3 separate regions of the Mus musculus genome follow, and regions 2 and 3 are each linked to region 1. The links are chromatin loops, found by intact Hi-C in ENCODE. Cell type or tissue: left cerebral cortex. All regions are shown on one strand. Links, peaks and the distances in the headings refer to the core of each region. The heading gives the core; the rest is flanking DNA.

What was found. A loop is a pair of places that touch in the nucleus more often than their neighbours do. Peaks named below come from ENCODE experiments on the same cell type or tissue, not always from the same donor. Only the 100,000 strongest peaks of a DNase experiment are listed, where the experiment ranks them.
Region 2: a loop joins it to region 1, with 8 times the contacts of the local background. A loop is called at or near these places in 2 of 42 quality-filtered maps.
Region 3: it touches region 1 in a loop (11-fold over the local background); 2 of 42 quality-filtered maps call a loop at or near these places.

Annotation. Positions count from the first base shown.
Region 1 is chr2:78,922,355-78,929,484 of GRCm38, forward strand. It overlaps a transcript of Ube2e3 not described here. Among named protein-coding and RNA genes, the nearest start is that of Gm37004, 47 kb to the right of the region's middle. In left cerebral cortex, for the core only: no CTCF peak of the experiment used is centred there; DNase peaks (open chromatin) are centred at 3,910, 4,204, 5,454 and 6,265; H3K27ac peaks cover 1,872 bases.
Region 2 is chr2:78,718,502-78,725,631 of GRCm38, forward strand. No RefSeq gene overlaps it. Among named protein-coding and RNA genes, the nearest start is that of Gm39865, 29 kb to the right of the region's middle. In left cerebral cortex, for the core only: no CTCF peak of the experiment used is centred there; DNase peaks (open chromatin) are centred at 4,039, 4,514 and 5,132.
Region 3 is chr2:78,602,801-78,609,930 of GRCm38, forward strand. No RefSeq gene overlaps it. Among named protein-coding and RNA genes, the nearest start is that of Gm39865, 140 kb to the right of the region's middle. In left cerebral cortex, for the core only: no CTCF peak of the experiment used is centred there; DNase peaks (open chromatin) are centred at 903, 3,794 and 4,109.

The DNA of each region.
Region 1 (7,130 bases), core at 1,374-6,373:
ACCTTTTTTCAGACGAGTTCTTCCTCTCTGATATGTAAAGAACTGGAGTCAATCCATGGTATTCAGTGGTGTACAAGGACTAGTAGTGTATAAGTGTGAGGCAGTTTCCGTTATCATCACATTAATGTACACATTGGCACACGGATCATTTAAACATCAATTTTTTTTTGTCAAACCACTTTAAGAAACTAATTTTGCAATTATTACATCATGGTTATATTTCAGTTACTGTTTCTTACTCAGAGAAAGTAAATAAATGTATAAGTCTCTTTATTCTATATCTAGTCACATTAGGTTTTGCAAGTAATACCCAAATAAAAATGATTACATCTTAGTAGATATAAGTTATTGAGTCAAATCTCACTAGCTATTCAGCTTTTCCTTAGGAAATTCTTCAGTGTCTTCTGTGTTTATCTCCAGTGTGCAATGGAGCATTCCCGCAAGGTAGACTGATAGTGCTTTCAAAATGGTCATAGAGTACATTGCTGAGTGGCTTCTGTGCTGCTCTACCAATGGTAATGAGTAGTGGTAATAAAGTCTCGCTCACTGTCAGACAGCGTCCACGTTGTTAAACTAGAATGGCGAGGTGATCCTCCTGTCGGGCATGTGCACATCTGTCAAGGGCATGTGCGTGCGTCTCTACTCCTGCTGCTACCTCATCTTTCCTTCCTGAGTGCTCATCTCATAAGCAGCTCTGTAGGGAATGCCCTAGAACCAGCATCGTCCAGTTTGTTGTCTTCTGTGTTTGCAACTGCTTGTGTTTTACTGGCAGTCCAGAGTAAATTTTAAGGAAGAACTTTCAGTGTCAACATACATTCTAAGAAGTGAAACTTTGTAGGGGGAAGAACTTGAAGCAGCTTATGACCCAGATTTGGGCACAAAGATAGTTACAGACATCCTTTATTAGCCTCATTAAGTGTAGGTTAGACAGCAGAGCTTTGGTATATTCTAATGTAAGTAGAGCAGTGCATACCAGTAGACACAGTGATTATCTTATTTGTGGAGGGAGGTCTGTTGCATGCAAGTCACTGAAAAGGTTTCTTCTCAAACCCCCTTAGTTTATCTCCAGTCCACCCCTTCAGTGAACATTTTTGTTGTACAACTCCTGTTTGTCAGGTTTTTTTTTTTTTTTTTTTTGAGATAACGTCCATACAAACGTTACAAAGAATTAAGCATGTGTTTATTTTCCATTATCAGCAACAGACCAGGTCTCCTTCCGAAAAGTCAAGAACTCCCTTTCTATTTCTTTTTGGACAGGGAGTAGGTGGAGGGATGGGTGGTGACTAGAAGATGTGGATATGAATAACCCCTTAACTGGTTTACATTGTGGGTTTGTTCTGCAAAGTTTGTGCTTGCCAATCAATTGGTTTATTTAGAGAGTAGGAAATGTACAGAGATGAATACATTTTCACATCTTTATTAGGCAGTTTATCACTTTCCTGTCCAGATAGATTTTTCTCCCTAGCAAACACATTTTTGATAAAAATATATTCATTTTTCTGCTGAAAGAGAAGTTGACTCTGCTAGTACAACAACAACAAAAATTAGTGTAATGTTTAGTAAATTTACTCTATATAACATTCAATATATGTAATGCTAACTGACATTTTGAAAATACTCTTGGGCTCACAAGATTGCTCATCAGAGAAAGGTGCTTGCCACACAAGCATGAAGACCAGAAGTAGCCAAGAGTCCACATAAATGCAAGAAAAAAATACCTCATATCCTTGCCTTCCACTTAGTGTACATACATACAAAAGGAGAATAGTTTTTAAAGTCACTCTTAATATTCCATATCTGCGTCTTGTATTTTGGCGTTTTACATCATTCAGTTTAACCTCCTTTTTGAATGTTTGGATAATGAGCCCTGGGAAGATATTACATACCCTTCTGTCTCAGTACCTAGCCTGGTATCTAATATTAGCTGCCAACTGAATGATTATCATGGAAGTAAACTTTCAACTTAAGGCTAACCCATACATACCACATGACCCATACTACATGACCCATACCAAGTCTTCTTTAATTCCTCAGCACACTGCAGTGCTTTGTACATGGTAGATGCTGTTTAGATTATTCCTGTTTTAGAAGAATAAATTAATCTTATAAAGCTTCATCAGTATACCAGAAATCATTCTGACTGTACACAGTTTCCTGTTATCATTGGTATCTTCTTAATTCCCTTTTACTGGTAAAAAGAAAAATGTTGCGAAGAAGCATATGTAGGCTTGTGTAGTGTGTGCTAGCATTTTGATGAGTAAAATCTACCAATGGTGTTTCTTAGTTTCTAAGTAGCCTAGTTTACCTGCCCAAGTTTGTGTAAGTGTACTCTGATATTTGTACAGTGGTGAAGAGCTGTCCTCGAATTCTCAGAGTATATTGCCTTTGTTAAGAGACTCGTGACTGTACCTGTATTTTAAGAAAGTAGGAAAAATGGAAAGGATGGTCTTTGGGGAATTATTTTAACAAAAATACTTTAAGCAAAAGAGCTACATAAAAGTATATAATATGCTGTGTGCTGCTCTCTATGAGGGAGCTACTCTTGAATGTTGAAAGCTGTTAATGAAATTCCCTATTTACATGGTCTATGAAAGAGGGAAATGGGATAACATACAAAACAAAGGGCTTCTTTTTACTCTGTTGCTCAGTGTTGTTCTAATAAGTCTTAATTGGAAGGTGACTCCCTAATTCTAGTTATCTCACTTACAAATGAGCATTCAAATCATCTGAGCAAACTGGGCCCACCATGATGCAATACGGTCAGGACGTAAACCCACTGAGAAGTGGGTAGTTGAACAGTGCCAGCACTGTCAGAAGCCTGACAGGACAAGGCCCCCAAAATGTAAGGGAAGTCGAGTGTTTTCTAGTGATGTGAGATTGAGGACATTATGTCAAGCTTTCTGTTATCACCTATAAAGTGATGAAAAATAAGTTGTGTGGAATATAAAGGACTAAGCGAGTAGAGAGTGAGTGATCTGCTCATCTCCTTATCTGCTTGCTTCCTTGTTAGTGGAACACTGGCCTTCACAATGTGTTTTTACCAAACAGTGAAGCTTTTATATATATAAAATCTCCAGTGGTAACAGTTACTATATAGTATATATGAAAACGTTTTTTAATGGCACATTTTAAAATGCATATTACACTTTATTTGTGTGTATCATCTACATTAATGAGACTTTTAGAAATAAATTAATTTTACTCAGTCAATACATTGTTATTTGTGTACTTCAGAAAATAAGTATTGCTCTGGATTCTTAGAAGTATCAGAAAACCCCTATCCTTAGTACCCCATCCTTAAACACGGAGTTCTAATGAGAAAGAAAGTATTTGTTAAGTAGAAAGTGGTATGCAGAAAACAGAAGCAGGAAAAGGAATTAGGGAGTGGGTGTGGGGAGGAAGAAGGAAGTCACTCTTCACTTAGGAATGAGTAGTGTATAAATCAGGGTTCCAAGGCTTCAAAGACATGAAAAGGAATTTTCAGAGCCTTGTACAACTTAGTTGTTTAAGATTGTGTGTTATCTTTACTTCCCCAATAAAACTGCTTCTTTAGAAACCAAGTCTCAGTTGAGAGTAGCCAGGAAAGACTTGGGCAGAAAAGTGATGTGAGAGATAAGCTGGGTAAGAGTGTCCCAGGGGGGATGGCAGGTGAAAAGAAAGGCTACGGCATGAGAGCACTCAAGAATTCAAGAAGAGAGTGTGTGTGTGTGTGTGTGTGTGTGTGTGTGTGTGTGTGTGTGTGTGTGAGACAGGAGTAGTGAGCTCTGGGGAAGAGTAGGTGGCACTAGGTTAAGGGGAGCTAGATGAACAGATTTTCAGGTCTTGCATGAGCTTTGGCTCTCATAAATGGAAAGCTCTTGGAGGGTGTTTTTCCACCCAAAGATGCAAGATATGATTTAGGTTTGTTAGGCTGAGTGGGAGAGTGAAGCTGTAAGAGGAGAGGACACACGTACCAAAATTTGAGAGCAGTTAGGAGACTGGATACGTGCTATCAGTGGCCTTGACCTGGGTGACAGTGTTCTTCATAAGAAATCCCTGGGTCTGGATTGAAGGTAGAGCTAACAGTATTTGATAAAGTTGGACTGTGTGATGTAGAAAAGGAACCAATGTGTGGGACTTGAGCAGACCAGAAGAATATAGTTCTGAGGGAACCGAGGGAACAGGGTTGGGAAGAGGCTAAGAGCTTTATTTTTGACAGTCTGGTTTTGAAGTGCCTGACTTAAGTGCAGTGGGTGTGTTGGGACAGTGGACCTATATAGATCTGCTGGGTTGCAATCCTATCTGGTTTAGGCTTGTGCATTCAGGACTCTAATGTGAAGATGGAGTGTCTGCACTATGAAAATACCCGAGCCTGTCTGCTAAGGCTGTCTGCAGGATGGGTGCTGCTAGGGCAGGAAAGGAGCACTCAACTCTGCGTCAGAAAGAAGCTGAAGTGAGGAACCCAGGAGTGTGGAAGGACCTGGAGTTTTAGGGATGTTGGAATGGCTTCCTTGCATCAGATGGCATTCAGGAGCCAAGTCAGGACTCAAATGGCCACTTTCGTTAGCTACCTAGGGCAGTTTTGCATAGCTGACTTTAACAAGTGTGGCTTTGTTCAAGTCTATGATTAGGTCCAAGCTTGCCTGGAGATGACACCAAAGGAGAAAAAGAAAGCTACTATTTGCTGTAATCGTTCATTTTTAAGCTCATGTAAATGTTCTGTCTGAACTTAAATAGGTGATGCCTATTTTCCTCTTAAATTAATTGTATTATTCTTTAGCATATTTCCTACAGAGGCAACTTGATAATTGCCCTATTTTCCATATTTCCAAAGAATTTTGAGTCTTTTTTTTTCTTTTTCCTTTCTAGCCCTATTTAAATCCAGTGCTTGGTTATCCCTTACCTTCAAGAACCTTGTTGAAAGAATACCTTCTTGTCTATACAGACTCCAATCCATCCTTCACACTTCTCCCCCATACAAGCTCCATCTGGCAGTTCTTAATTCATGACTTCAGGGGTTGCCTGGTTTTGAACAGGTGAAGTCTACACTCTGCAAAAGCCTTGCTTTCTGTCACTGTACCATTCTGTAATGAAGCAGCATCCATGAGCTCAGTAGCCCCAGATGTTTGTTTTGCAGTGAAATTCAAGGGTCACTTTTGCTACCGGCAACATTGCAAATACTTGCTCAAAAAACTAATGACAGTGATACATTGTGAATACTTGCTAATCTCCAGACTCTTCTTCAAGGCTTACTGCTGTTAATAACACTGCAGTCCTTGGATTCTCTGACATCTCTGTACTTCCCTTGGAGTAGTTAAACATTGATGTGTGTAACCCTGTGAACCCTAGCATGTGTAACTTTCTGTTAAACACCTTTGCTAGGCACATTCATAGTTTAAATGTGCACTTGGTGCTTTGAAACAGATGGTGAGGTGGCACATTGCTGTCTGTACCTAAGAGCATTTGGCAGTGCTAAAATTGAGCTTTCTGTTTAGTTCAAAATAATTCAGTGATGAGTGGGCTACTTTGTACTTTTCTTCCCTCAGATTCTGAGTATTTGGAAGTCTTAGCTTCCAATGACTCAAACTACATAAAACCGTATTTAACTATGTATAAGCACCTTCCTAAAATGAGACTTTGTGAGTAGACAAGTACCTAGTCGGTGGCTAAGTCCTGTGTATCAGTCGGCATGTATCACTTGTTCTGTCATAATGGTGTTTCTAGTGAGACTAGCAAGTGCTTGCTTCTATTTAATTGTGCACACAAAACCTAGGCTTAAAGGGAACCGTTCATTAAACTCACGGTAAACTGAAATGTTCATATATTACTGATGTGATTTAAAGGAACAAAGTGCCCCCACCCCTGTTTCAGTTTATTCCCCCTAGTGCCTCTCGGATACTTTACTTAGACTGCACTCTCCATATATGCCTGGGCTGGAGGATCTCAGCTAACAGAATCTCTCAAGTCTGTGTTTATAGAAGGGCATGTCACAGATCCATTAGCGTTTCTGAAGTCCAGTAACTTGGTAACTAAAATTGGCAATCCCTTTGTATTTTGACTTGTAGATTGTTATATCCTCTCAGTGTATTTTTTTCCTCGTGTATTTTCAAAGTAGGATTAACATAACCTATTTATCATTCAGAAATACTAGCTATAAATTATCATGGGATTCCAAAAGCCCACAGGAAGATACAGAGCTCCAGCAGGACTCCTGCAGAGAAAGTACAAACACATTCCCGTTGGCACTGGGGTGTGGGTGTTGCCTGTGGTGATGGTGGATCAGGAGGTATGATTTAGGGAGGCACCACACTTGGGAAACCAGCCAACCCATTTAAATTCTGGTGAGAAAAAAAAGAAAAGATGTACTGTTTTGAGCTTGGGTTAAAAAGATTGTCTTGCTTGCTCTCATTGCTGGAAGCATAACGAGATCAATAAAGTTTCCTCTGCTTCTCTAAGTCACACTTGTCTGTATTTTCTTAACGAGCCAGGGAAGCCAAGGTCACAAAGGGTGGTGGGTTCTTCTGGTGGAAATGTTATTGATTCAGTGGTGATTAAATGCATTGTACAAGGGTGCTCCAACCAAGTGTCTGTTCACATATAAAGGTGCCTCATTTTAAGATCGCCTCCTCCTCAGCATTTACAACTTTGAACTCATATGGAAAACTATTCCATAAACAAAGTATCCGTGTATAGTGGAATTAGAATACCAGCTTACTGGGAATGAACACCTCCCCAGGGAAGCCAAGGTCACACAGGGTGGTGGGTTATCAATTCTGGGATGTTGCCTTAAATTCATTTTCTGAAATTAAACACATTGTCCATGGGTGCTTTAACCACATCTAGATTCATCTCATAACATGCCATGGTCTGGTCTTTTAAAGGTTGCCTCCTCTTTAGCATTTACAGTTTTGAACACATCTGGAAATTATTCCAAAACACAGAAAATGGAGCTAGAAGACTAGCTTATACAAGTGGTACTATACCTTCCAACCCATCACCCGCTCCCAGGATGATGGATGGCTTCTGAAAATGACCAGAATCTGCTTATTTTACAAAGCAGGTTTAGTAGCCTTAGTTTGAAAACTGGGGCCTGGCCCGTGACTCTTAAATTGCTATCAAAACCTACCCTGCAATAAAGAAATCACAGTATG
Region 2 (7,130 bases), core at 1,029-6,028, 200 kb before region 1:
GTTCTGTATTATTGCTTTTGTGAATTAAATTGTTAAATATTTAATTTTCTCAACAGATAAATCTAACCTTTCCTCTGCCTCTTTATTCTCCACTCATTTCTAACCTGTTCAACCTTAATGAAGCTGTTCTGGCAGAGATTATCAGTTGCTGAGCAAAACAGATGGCTGCCTTTTCTCAGCATGGCACTTCCAGATAGTCACTAATTCATTAGCTCAACAAATATTTGTGGCTCCCTTGATAAATGCTACACAGTGTGCCATACACTGAAAGTTCAAAGGTAAACACAAGGCCTGCCCTCCAATCATCTGTAGTTAATGCAACAAACAGTCAATCATGCTGACAAGGCACTCTGATGGGCTGAAGCTGAGAAAATTGCCCTGTTCCATGGATGGACAACAGAGAGGCATCTGTCCAGACGTGGATTGTTAGGAACTACTCAGAACAGATGTTGTAATTGAAATAGACTCATACGAGGTCAAGGTGAGAATGAAGAACATTCTAGACATGGATAAAAATCATTTCATCATCTGCTGAAGGTCAACAAGAAAGTGAGAAACTTGCTTAATGAAACCAATAATTCAATACAGCTAAGTCACAGAAAGTGAGGTAGACAGAACATAATCATAAGTAGAAGACGGGAGCCTCTACTCCTAAGGTACTCAGAAATCAGGAGCAAGCCACTGCTAGAAGAAAACATGCAAGAAACACTACAATAATCTGGACACAGACAAAAATTTTTGGATAAAATTCAATAGCTCTGGAAACAAAGCAAGAATTACAAGCAGGACTGTATCAAAGCGAGAAGTTGCAATTCCAAGGACAGTAAAGCTTCAGACCTAGCCAGAGTGAGCCGTGGCTGTGTTTACTCAAAGAAGACACACAAGAGTCTGATTTTGAAAGAGCAGAGAATGCTGTGGTGGTGAGTTCACTTTGAGATATGCAAGCTATGAAATGTACGAGGCAGTAGGAGGCAAGGGGATATACAAGACTGACTTTCAAGAGACCTTTCTGGGGAGAAGCTGGACTGAGCAAAAGAGCAGATGACAAGTGACTTGTGGAAGTACTAGACATAAAGAAGCAAGGGAAGACAGGCCACAGCACACAGGGGCCAGAAGGACTTTAGGCCAAAGGAAGAATAGCTCTAGGAATGGAAGGAGACAGCAAAGAGAAAGACATGGAGAAATATTCACAAGTGGGAGAGATGTAAGGAGAGTTCCAGTTAACTCCTCTATGAATTGTCCTTAGGGAGAGAAGGGTGAGACAGTCATGTCCAATATGGGAGGAGAATATAAGCACAGTGGAAGCCCCATGACACTAGAATCAACAAGAGATCAGGAGAACACTTGCCATGCAGAACACCAGGGACAGCTAGCCAAGGGCGGTTCGTAATGTCATATTGAAGTGTATTGGTTTCTGTTCATTTACTCCAGCCATGCTTAGAAGTACAGGAGGGAGAACAAAAGTGGGCATAGAAGTAGACTTAAAGTTGCATTTCACTGTAGATTCAAGGAAGTGGGGAGTGGGAAGTGTGTGCAGGAAGGAGTTCAGATATTGAGGTATTGATGGGGAAGGGGATGAAGAAAGGAGAGAACCACAGATAGAAATAAAAGAGTGAGGGAGTCTGAGGATAAGGGCAGGTAACCTGCAGCTCACGACTATTTCAGAAGGCTTTGGCTTTCTGGCGGGAACATGGTTGAGAGGAAGGAGTAGAAATGAAGTGTGCATCGAACAACCTTCAACACTGGAGTGAGCAAAAGCACGGTTATGTGACAAGACTTTTTGGGGACAGACACCGCACACATGCCTGTTTCTTCTGGGTAGAGAGCCCATGTGAGACAAAAGTAGCGATACCACCAAAGTTGAACTTGGTTAACCAATGAGTTTTGTTGGGGTTACTTACAGGAGCATGTCCGGGTCCAGCCTTGACACAAGATCAGAGTTCTCAACTGGAAGCAGGGATATCTGGAAGGTGCATAATAAATATACACAGACTACATTTTTGGTTACAAGCTGACAGGCGATTTTTCATGGCTTAAAGTTTCTCTCTCTTCTCTCTCATTCTCTGCTCTCTTTTTCTCTCACGCATTCACTTGCAGCTTGGGGCTGCACACATTCTGCATTCTCTTGTGCTCTCTGCTTTTCTCCTGTGCTCTTTTCTTTTCTTGAACTCTCATACTCATACACACCTCTGTGTGTTCCTCTTTTACTCTCTCCCACACACTTCACACACATCACACATACACACACCACATGCACTCTTCTTTCACTCACACATACACTCCATCACGCCTCACATTCTCTCTTCACTCACTCTTCTCATGCCCTCTCTCTCTCTCTCATTCTTCATTCACTCTCCACATTCACCTCACATACTCCTCACTTGCTCTCTACATGTTCTCTACATGCTCTCTTGCCTTTCTTTCTCTTGTCCCAGTCTTTTTTTTCTCCCTTTTTTTATTAGATATTTTCTTTATTTACATTTCAAATGCTATCCTGAAAGTTCCCTATACCCTCCCTCTGCCCTGCTACCCTACCCACCCACTCCCACTTCTTGGCTCTGGCATTCCCCTGTACTGGGGCATATAAAGTTTGCAAGACCAAGGGGCCTCTCTTCCCAATGATGGCCGACTAAGCCATCTTCTGATACATATGCAGCTAGAGACAAGAGCCCAGGGGTTACTGGTTAGTTCATATTGTTGTTCCACCTATAGGGTTGCAGACCCCTTCAGCCCCTTGGGTACTTTCTCTAGCTCCTCCATTGGGGCCCTGTGTTCCATCCTAAAGATGACTGTGAGCATCCACTTCTGTGTTTGCTAGGCACTGGCATAGCCTCACTCGAGACAGCTATATCAGGGTCCTTTCAGCAAAATCTTGCTTTGCTCCAGTCTTTTAATGATACTCTAAAAGCAGGTAAAAAAAAAAAAAAAGACATTGTGTAATCATTATCAAATCAAATTTAAAAAAAAAAACCATGTCACACAAAGAATCAAGAATTACAATTGTTCCCCAATGTTTCAAGCATCCCTATTCCCAGGCCTATAGCCAAAATAACAATAATTGCAAATCTATCATTATTTAAACTTTAACTCATTACACTTCAGAGCTCAGAGCTCTGAGGCCAGGTACTTGCATTTTCCTGTGAAGCTCTAATGATCAATGACATGGACAAAGCTGCCAGGCAAAGAAAGAATCAAGGTAACCCTTTAACTCAATAGTTCCGCTAGCTTTCTGATTCTGAACATTGCACACAATGACTCTTCTAGGAGCCCTGATGTTTTGACTTAATTTTACTAATATAAGATTTTACATATTCTATGCTTGCTTATCTAGGAACCACTCTCAAATGTTATACAAAACTTATTTCATAACTTATTTAATAATTTTTTCCTTTCTTGGGGTTCCCAATGTTGACTCTATTTCATTTTCTAATAATTTCTTCAAACTTTCTTTGCAAGTCAAGCATTAATCTGGAACTACCACTGTGCAGTCATTACATTTTTTCCAAGATGAGAACACACAGCATGCACCTGGGCCTTTAGGACTGTGCTGTGCTGTGTCCCATGCCTCAATTTTTGATTGTTTAAGAATCATTACATCAGGGAACATCTAGTTTCACAGAATTCACCAAAGCAGAAGGAGAAAGAAGTAAGAAAGTCAGATATAATATAATAATTATGCACACCAAGGCCAACTGAAAAGCAGTCACTCACAAATGAAATCTATACAGCCATTGTCCAGGGCTAAGGTTAGGAGAAATAAGACAACAACTGTTTTTTTTACAAAGAGCTGCCATGGGCTACTGAGATGTCTCCATCCTGGCCTACTGAAGGCATGTCCCTTATTTCAGATGGCAGGTCCCCTGGAGGGATGTGTCTTCTGTTTCTCAGGGTCCCAGACGCCATCCTTTTCTACAAGGAGCTGCCCCGGTCTTCTGAGATGTCTCCATTCCGGCCTACTACAGGCAGTCCCTGTCATTGTATGCTGTCACCAGCAGAAGCATGACTCAAAGATAGCTGTATCACTGAAGTCCCTCTGGGCATGGAGGAGAGCTCGCAAACTTTCAAACTGGGAGCTCACTCTATAGTCTCCAGACAGTTCAACAGGTTGGAGAGTGCCCTGTCCAAGTGACTGCGTTGGTCTAAATGACTTTCAGGTGTCTTAGTGGCTTTTTTGCTTCTTCCAAGCACTTCTGCTGATCTATGAATCTTTTTATAGCTTTGCTTGTCTGAGATTTACTCTCTCAGTCTTTATTATTTATTCTTGGGAGGGAGGGGCCTAGTGAATCTGGTCCATTTTAGGGACTTCCTGAAGCTATTTTGAGTTGTTTACCTTCTCTCTTAAGCCCTGCAGAATGGAATGTTTCAATCTCTAGGAAATACGCCAAAGAGAAGCTAGGATTTCGTATGGGAGTGTGAATGATGAGTGGTGTTATCTCATATAGTAACCGGCATAGTGATAGAGAAAAGATGCTGGAGGCGCTAAAGTACAAATGAATGTGAACAGTGACTAGAACGTTTATATTCGTGACAACACTACATATGGTGGTGCTGTAAAAAGAGCCATCAGCCTCACAGGAAGAAAAGGAAGATGAGCAGTTCTGTGTCTGGATTTGGCTCTGAGGCATGAGGAGTTTGACCCACCCAACTTGATGAGAAAGAAGAGTCATGCCAACTCAAGACAGCTGCTGGAGGCTGTCTCCTGAGAGGCTCTACCAGTGCCTGGCAAATACAGAAGTGGATGCTCACAGTCATCTATGGATGGACCACAGGTCCCCAATGAAGGGGCCAGAGAAAGTACCCAAGGAGCTGAAGGGGTCTGTAACCCTATAGGAGGAACAGCAATATGAACTATATTCCCCCAGTACAGGGGAATGCCAGGGCCAGGAATGGGAGTAGGTGGGTTGGGGAGCAGGGGGAGGGGAGAGAGGATAGGAGATTTTTCAGAGGGGAAACTAGGAAAGGGGATAACATTTGAAATGTAAATAAAGAAAATATCTAATAAAAAACAGTGTGAGGAAGAAAAAAAAAAAAAGACAGCTGCTGGAGAGCCAGCCTTCAGTGAAGGCTGGAACATGAGCCAGTCTAGGCAGAGTGTGAGTACACTGGGAAGCAGACCAAATATAACAGGCATGGTAGAGGATAGTGGGATGTGTTCAGATCTGGTGGGAAGGGATTTGGTGAGGCAGAGGGAAAGCCTTTGCATGGGAGAACAAGACTATGGAAACCAATGCACGTAGCTTGCATTTTAACTTTAAGCAGTAACCATGATCATGAGGAAGGTGACGCATGGTGTAGCGCAGTCATCTAATGATAGACACTGGACCCCTCAAGGATAGCAACAAACCCCTGCCTGGCCACCCTGGTTCTGGTTTGTTCTTCTAAGTTCATTTTCCATGAGATACCTCCACTCATTATATAAAATGAAATTCCGATCCTGCTGGTCGTCCTCTTGGTTAAAAGCCTCTATTGATTCCATCAAATCTTAAATGCTAATTGCAAACTTCTAAAATTAGCACTGGAAGCAAGTCTTCTCCAATTATCTGGCTTTCGTCCACCTTTATACCTTTCCCCTGTTACACCATGATGCGTTACATGATGGCCGCACTCTAATTTTATATTATCTGCATAGAGATGAGGGAGGAATAACATCCGCGTAGAATAAACTCTTTGAAGACAGTTGGGAGCTTCCAGAAATGTGATGTACTCCAATGAATGGCACCTGCGTGACAAGACAAGAAAAGCTGGCTTCTCACAGCTAGCATCTTTAACAAAGCAATGCCTCTGTGAGTGTGTCGGAATGTTGATGCTGTTGAATTTTCTCAAGTTTAATTTCATGCACCCTATCAAGCTAAATATTTTTATTAACATACACTTTTCTGCTTCTGCTTTTAATAATTACTATACACATAACCTTTTCTTCATCTTTCTGTATTTTGTAGAGTCACTTTTTTTTTGATGCTTAGAAACATATTGAGTAAAAGGTACCCCTCACAGCATAAAACTTGTAACAGACACCTTGCAAAAAAAAATGTGTGTGAGTGAGTTTGTATATTTTTCCAAAGATAATGAGCAGAAAGATTTAAAATCTGTTCAAACGTTTTCTGGCAAAATGTACTTGAATCGTGCCAAGAGGAATTGCATGTTGCATGCCTTCAATCTGTTTTTGAAATATTTGTAGATACAGGCAACATCTGTTCCACTGGACAGAGATCTACTGTGAGTGCTAATAACTTTGGAAAGCCTTGACTTTAAAAGTTTAAACTTAGGAATTAAATATTTTTAAACAGATATATGTTGAAGTTCTCCTCTAAATAAACCTTAAAATTTTAAATCAGAAAGTTATAAGAAAATATTTTACTAAGTAAAGTCTAAAGCCGAAGGAATTTTTTTAAGCATGGATTTAGTCATATGTTAAAATTGCCTAGAAATAAATTACAGTATTGAAGCATTATTGTGTTGTACACACAGGCAAAGAGAACAGGGGAGGCAGAGCAAACTACCTGTGAGTAGATAAAGAGAGAAACCAAGTGGGGGGCAAAAGCAAATACTGTAAAATCTTGTAAAGAGGAAAAGTGAGTAAAAGTAAAATTCCACACTTAAAAAAAAAATGGTGGGACAGTATCCTGCACTGCAAACAAAAAGGCTGCTTCAGTGGAGACAGGGTTTTCTGTGTAGCCCTGGAACTCTCTAGGCAGACTAGACTGTCCTCAAACTCTAAGAGCCACCTGCCTCTACTGGGTTTAATGTGTGCACCACCACACCTGGCTTAAAATGATTTTCTTTTTGTACATCACAATCAGGATGTTTCAAATCCACTGTCCTCAGAGTAAATGATATTTCCACTTCCTCTGTGGAGGCTGACCTACTTGTAATTCAGTCTAAATGGCAGTTATAAATCAGAAAAGATCCCATTTCTGCTTAGATAATGTCTTTAAAATAAAATTCTTCTGAGGATCTCAACTACCCAAAAGCTCAGCTGGCCAAGAAAAAGTCTTGTGAAGGTGACAGACAGTACAGTGATATGACAGCAATTGCTCTTAGACTCGGACATACTAAGTTGGACTTTGGAAAGTGAGGGGCATTCCCGTATTTCTCTACAAACTACTCAGCCTATTGCTTTAATGGACAGA
Region 3 (7,130 bases), core at 785-5,784, 320 kb before region 1:
AAATTCCCATGTGGGGACTTTTGGCTAGAGCTTTACATTCTGTGCTCCTTGAAGGAAGCATACACTCACGTCTATTCCCTGCATCCCCTGTTGTCTTGTTAACATTGACACTGGCTGGTTAATTTTATAGTTACTTGATTTTTTCTCAGATTTAAGGAACACATGGCCTATTCCTAGCTCCCAGATCTTTTGTTTATTCATGTTACATGCCTAGAACATTTACAGATTTGAGAGATTTGAATTTGAAACTTCCAAGTAACAGAATGAACTTTTAGTCGAAGTACAAAGGTAGATAGGATTTTCTTGGGTTTGATTGTGTGTTAGGAGGCTAAGATGCAGGTTTAGAAGGCTCCTGGGCAGGACGGATCCTGAAGATGATCATGACGTTTAACTACTATGCTAAGGTTGGCAGATGTATAGAAGAACTATCTCGTATACACTTGACAAGATCATTACATATATTTTCTGACTGACTAAGGCATTGAGTGGCACATAATTTAAGAAGACATAAACTAATATAACCAAATAATTAATAACCAAATTGAAATTTATTGGCTGAGTAAATATCCAAGAGTCAGTTTGATTTAAGGCATAGCTAGACAATATATTATAATAAAACCATCACCCAAAGATTTATGTGTTTCCATCTTTCCCTACCTCATGGTCACAAGATGACTGCCAACAGCCTAGGACTATGTCCTTTCAGGTCCATGTTCCAAAGCATGTCTCCTTTGTTCTAACATCCTAGCAGAAGCCTGGTTTTATCACATCAGCCTCACTTAGGGAAAATTAAGATCCCAATCTCTGTTGTCAAGGAAATACCAATCAAGCTCAACTGATAGATCAGATGCTCTGCTGAAAACAAAAATAGTAGCAGTGGGAAGTGTAATCCCACAGAAACAACTTGTGAATATGGTTACCAGGAGAGGAGCACGTGGCCAGTGTGCAGCATCCATAGCTGGTGTCAGTTATCAACCTAAATCATTTGTTCAGGAGCAAATTGTTACCCCTCCTACCCAGATACTCTGATTCATTAGGTATGAACCTAAACCTAGGCATATTCATATTTAACAAGGCCTCCAGGGATTAAGATACAAGAAGTCATTAACTTAGACTTTGGGAAACACTCTGAGACTCCAGTATCCTATTACAACTAATAATACATTTATAATTGTGCACCAGGAACTGCAGTGCTTCTAAGACTTGTTTAAAATGACCCTTAAACAATTCCATGAGGTAAGTACTGTTACTGTTTCCATTTTGGTAAGAAAGGGACATACAAGAAGTCTAATGACACACAGATACAAGAGTCCAGAACCAAGACTTTGTAGTCAATGTTATTTCCTATTTTATGATACTGTCAATATCCCTTCTGGACTATGTGTGACACTGGCTGAAGATAATTTTTTAGTCCACACGTTTTCTGTTTGGCATTATGTGACAGGGAGATGCCCCGTTACTGGTTTCATAAAGTCACAAGAAACACCTCTGTGCAATTCCTATCTGATGTACACTGCATGTTGCCTCGGAAAAGTCACATAAACTTTCTTTTAAGGAGGTGTTTACTCATTTGCCCTCACAAGGGTGATTTAGGAAATAATGAACAAATAAAAGTGACAAGATAGTATTGGCCTGAGGAAATGGTGCATTGTTTTTAGATACCTTTTTATCCATGGGTTAAATCACAAGTAAGCAAATAATGTTTACTGTGGTTCCCACCCTCCTGCCATTGCTGTCACTGGGGAAGCTTCCTACTCTCGCCCCAGCTGCCCTCATGTCCTGACTCAATTGTAGTCACTCATATGTTTGCGATACCTTAGCATCTGGGATCGCCCTTTGAGAGCCTTAAGGGCTGGAACAAAAGGAGAGCAGGTATTACATGACTGCTCTGTGGCAGGAACATTTGAGAAGCTACACTGCTAGTCTTAACACTGATGCCCCATTTCACATGGGAGAACCGTGGAGCGCACAGAGGCTATTTGCCTAAGGTCCCTTCTACCAGAAAGGTAGGTTCCAGAAACTATCCCCCTGTCTCATCCCTGTGACTCCTCTGGTAAGCTCTAGGCTTTTATTCATATTTGATGCCCCATGAAAGAGGTTCCTTTGTAGGAGATGAGCTACTCGACTGGTGCTCAGTTACCACAGATGTGCTTTATCAGTGCAAGCCTTCTACATTTCACACAGTAACACTCATGACCAAACCATGAGGGTTCCTCAAATGTGAAGATGGATTCACAATCAGTCTGCTAAGCCTTAGAATACAGAATAAATATTAATCAATATAGAATAGTAGACACATGTCCTTTTAAATACAGCCTCGTTGACCCCTGTGTCTAGTCTAGGTGAGAAACCAGGAGTTGTAACTAATCAAAGGCTAATGGAGTCAGTTCCCTAATAATTAAAACATCACAGCCTTGGCATGCATTTTGAGTTTTTCTCCTTTTTCACTCAGAAGAGAAAATTTGAAATCCTCGGCTGGGTGAGAGCAGGTTCTTATTAGAGAAATGTAATAAATTAATGACAAAGGCACAGGTTTTGTGAAATTTCCTCCTCATTTACAATCTATTCCTTCAGAATAATGGGAGAAAGCTCATTTGCATTAAAAACCACTGCTATTCCCGTATTTGATCAATTATCTAACAATATTAAAAAACTGGATATATTTTCCTATGCAATCCAATCTATCTTTCTCAGTCAGTCAGCTATTATTGTTTCCTCTGAGGAATGGAAAGGGAATTCACTAGGTTTCTATGACTTCCCATATTTCCAGTGGCCACAAGTTTTCTGCAAATGGCATCAATACAGTTTTCAATGTACAGAGTCACTTTCACCAGGTACTTAGGCAATGCAACATGCTTTTTATGTAATTTTTAAATGTAACCCCCAAAAGTCTCCATTATTAGGAAATGCTGACTAGCTAACAGTCAGTTGCTCCATCTTGAAATAACTAGCAAAGTGCTATGACCTCTGTCTCAGATCTCTGAGAGGTAAACACCATCCTAAAACCAGGGCTCTCAAATTCCTCTCAAAGTGAAAAGGGCTTTTTCCCAGGAAGAAGCCTAACTGTTAACATGCAGTGTGTGAACCCTGGTGTCTTGAAGTGGGTGGAGGGTGACAGGAAATGATCCTTCTCTGGCAGAAAGCTCTCTTCATCGGGTGTCACAAGGCAAAGGTTTCCTATATATAGCTCTTCTCTTCTGTCCCCTCATCTCCTCAACCACAGAATAGCTCTCCAGTGTCAAGGTTCTCTCCCACTTAGGATCTTGTGAATACATTCTGCCTATAATGAAATTCTGACCGAAAGTCTCATAGAGCCAAGTGATTCAGGGCTGTGGAACCCAGACTCTTCTAAAGTTAAATGTTCTTCTCAAGAAACTGAATTTTGAAATTAATGCCTAATAACTGTTACATACTAGTTTATATGTCTTGTAGGACTATACCCTCATGAAGGGAAAGAGGCTACAGTATGGCTACAAAGTGCTAAAGAGATTTCAGAGCTCACAAAGCCATATAAAGGCAGTGGTGAGGAGCCGCTTACAGACTCAAAGAATCACTGTGGATAATCAGAATGCTATCAAAAGACAAAGTTACAATCCCAGGGTATGGTTCATATCTAAAATGCCAGCACTCAAGAAGGCTGGGGCTGGAGGGTTGCCATAATTCTGAGGCCAGCCTGGTTTATATAGTGGCCAGTGAGAGTGCCTCATGACCCTCAAAAGGAAATAAAAATCTATTTAGAGAGTTGCTTGGAATATACACAGCTGTTTCAAGACAGAGCAAAGTGGGCCAGGAAAGGGGGTGAGGTGACACATGTGCCAGATGGTCTGATGAGAAGTTGGTCATGTTCCATATGAAGTCTCACAGCTTTCATATGAATCAGATGACAGTTTGTCACCACTGCTGGTCCTGGTATCCTCTGTGAGTTTATGGGCCTGGTTTTTCTGGTATTGATTGCACTTGTGTACCTGTGTATTCTTGATTTAATTTGCTAATGTCACAGGTTAAGGTATAATTTTACTTGCATGAGTAAATTGCCTGTGGATTATATTTTGTGTTGGACAGATAGGAATTGTTCTACAGCACAAATCTGGATACAGAATCAGTCTGACTCAGCACTCAAGATGGAGCCAACCATTGTTTTAGAGTTTTTATAGGACAAGCAGATTCTGAAGTCGCTGTTTTACACACCATGGTGTGACCTAAAGTAGAGCATTGCCTGGTCTCCACAAACCTCCCTTTTGGCCACTTGCTCCTCCTCAGTTTCCTTTCAGGCTTTTCTGTGCTATGCCGAATGTTCTATAGTCCTTAAATCTATTTGCAATACTGTCAATAATATGACCATCTCAGCTATTCCTCAACTCCTCTCAAGCATTTCTTCGTGACACAGTAAGTAGGTAGTTCATGTGCCCTTTGCATGTGAAATGTCCCTGAAAGTGGTGTGCTTTCAAGATTTGCTCTCTATAGTTGTTCAGAGGTGGGGTTTGGCTGATGTGACTGGCCCCTAAGGTCTCTGACTTAATCAGTGGACTGACTTATGAGTGGAGTCTTAACTTCATGTTCTTACTGAATGATGACAGTCTAGAAGGTAGACTCTGATTGAAGGAAGTAAATCACTGGGGTCATGTCACTGAAGGGGATCCCTTGCTGCTGTTTCTTTGTTTGGTCTCATCCTAGTTCCTGGTTGCCATGAGGACTACAGCTGTCCCAGGCCGTGCTCTTCCAGGGTGATCTGTCTGCCTTTCCACAAGATTAAAAGCAATGGAGAAAGCCAGCCCTGAACTAACACCCTTGAAACCATGAGCTGAAATAAAGCCTTTTTCCCTTAAATGTTTTCATCAGATATTTTGTCACGAAAGTGACTAAACACTAACTTGTAACTAACATGTACAGAGCCCCAACAAACAATTCATGGCCTTCTGATCCCTGCTACAGGATAAAACTGTCTTTATTTAAGCATTTTATTTAACTCCCTGTTGTGCCATATAATGTCTGGATTATTCATGGTGATTTCAGTCTTACTTTTCTGATGTTGCTGTCATAATTACATATGTAAATACATGTGTTCATTCATGATGTTTGCTGATTTTTTTAAACTAATATGTTTTGTGTAGAATGACGATACAAAAAGAAAAGAAAAAAGAAAAAAAGAAAGGATGAATACTACTTTGATTTTTCTACCCAAAGAAGAGGAAAATGCTTCCAATTATTTTCTAGAGCAGGACATTTGGTACCGATAAGGTTGCTATAGCAACCTGAGAACAAAGCTTAATTTAGGCCACAATGAGTGCACCCACTTTGTTTCCTGTCTGAACAAGCATTTCTGCGAAGAGCTGTGTTTACAAACAATGCAAGGGTGCCTACATGGAAAGTCATTTAGAGATGGGGTTCCTCAACTTCCCCCCTTACACCTGCTTGTCCTATTATAATTCCAATAAAAATTACCTTTGTCAAGGACAACTAAAATGTAGTCCAATTTTACTCAAGATTGAAAACGTTGGACATCAATTGGTTCTTAACAGGTCTTCAAAAATATTTTGACATTAAAATGTATTTTACTTTCTAGTGTTCATCTTTACAATGTGTTGGAAAAGAAATATTTGTTGTATTTGACTGAAAAAAAAACACCCTCTTAGTTTAGTCAATGTGAGTGTATTTCCTCTGTAAGGATCAAGTCCCTGAAAGTCTTGCTGGTATATGTATCCAGGGTCAAGGTGGCTGGAGAGGAGAATCCCTGTGGCTTCCCACTTTTATGGAAGCAGAATGTACTCTGGTGTTTATGTGTCTCTTTCATAAAGATGAAAAGCTTTAGTTTAGGAAAGATTCAGTCTGCTGCCATTCAGGTAGCATATATCTCACATTCGGTTCAACCTCCACCTAAAATTCCTTTCCTAACCCTTGTGTTAGGATTAAACAGAAATAGAAGGTCTCTTGCTAAGCTGTGTCTGATTTGCCATGCAACCCCACCTCTCCTCAGAGCACCAAGTCTAGACTACATTTAGCTATTTTAAATACTGATTTGCATACCTTCCTCCCTCCTAGACACTACAAGGAATGCCTCTTTAAACTTGGTATTTTCTTCCTACCCAACCAAAACAGCACCTGGCATATACCAGGTGCTATGTACAAAGTTAAAAAAAAAAATGCTTTAACTCAAAATAGAAAAAGTTACAAACATCCCCCCCTTCCCAAATAAAGAACAGAAAAACAAAAGACAAACACCACCAACACTAACAACAAAAATACAAGACAATTAATTCCAGAATGGTAAATGCACAAATAGTTCTGGGTCTATAGGTAATTGAGGGAGAGGTTCTCATATTAGAGGAGTCATTAAGACTAAGAACCTTCAGGAAAAGGTTCAAACCACCCTAGCGTCAAACCACCCTAAGCCGTAATAAGTGTTATATACCCAAATCTTCATTTGGTCCATTCAAGCATATATGCCTGTTACCACCTGAAATGACCCCAAATAGTATAAGAGTACAAGGGGCATGTGCAGAATGACTAAAGCCAACAAAAAGAACAGGAAGCCAAATTGGAACCTAGGAGAAAGCCGCCAGGGAAAGAAAAGGTTTCAAGGAAAGAGATGTGAGCTAGACCACAGGGTATGGAGGAGTCGAATGCAATGAGGCAGGGCAAAGTCTAGTTTAAGAAAAACACCCATGTGCCTTGTTCTAGGACTATTTGAAATGAAGAAGGGTCCTTGCATATCAAAGGAGTGGGTAAGATCGGATTCCTCAAGCTATTGACTAGAGAGTTTTATAATCATGCAGTGACTTCGTGTATCCAGAACTAGAAATAGTCCCAATACTTACTGTTAACTGTTATCTTCTCCTCAGAGCATTTTTTAAACTATCACTAAGGGTCATGAGAAAGAAAAACATGAAATATAAAATTATTTCTCAAGCCCACCATTACTCAAAGATTATTTTAATAGATCCTTTTACATTATACATGAATGCAATTGTCTTCCTTACTGTTCTATTGCTGTGAAGAGACACCATAACCAAGGCAACTCTTCTAAAAATAATTGGGGGCTTGCTTAAAGTTTCAGAGAATTAGTCCATGACCATCATGGTGGGAAGAAGACAGGCATGGTGCTAGTGGCCATGAGCTTCTCATCCTGATCC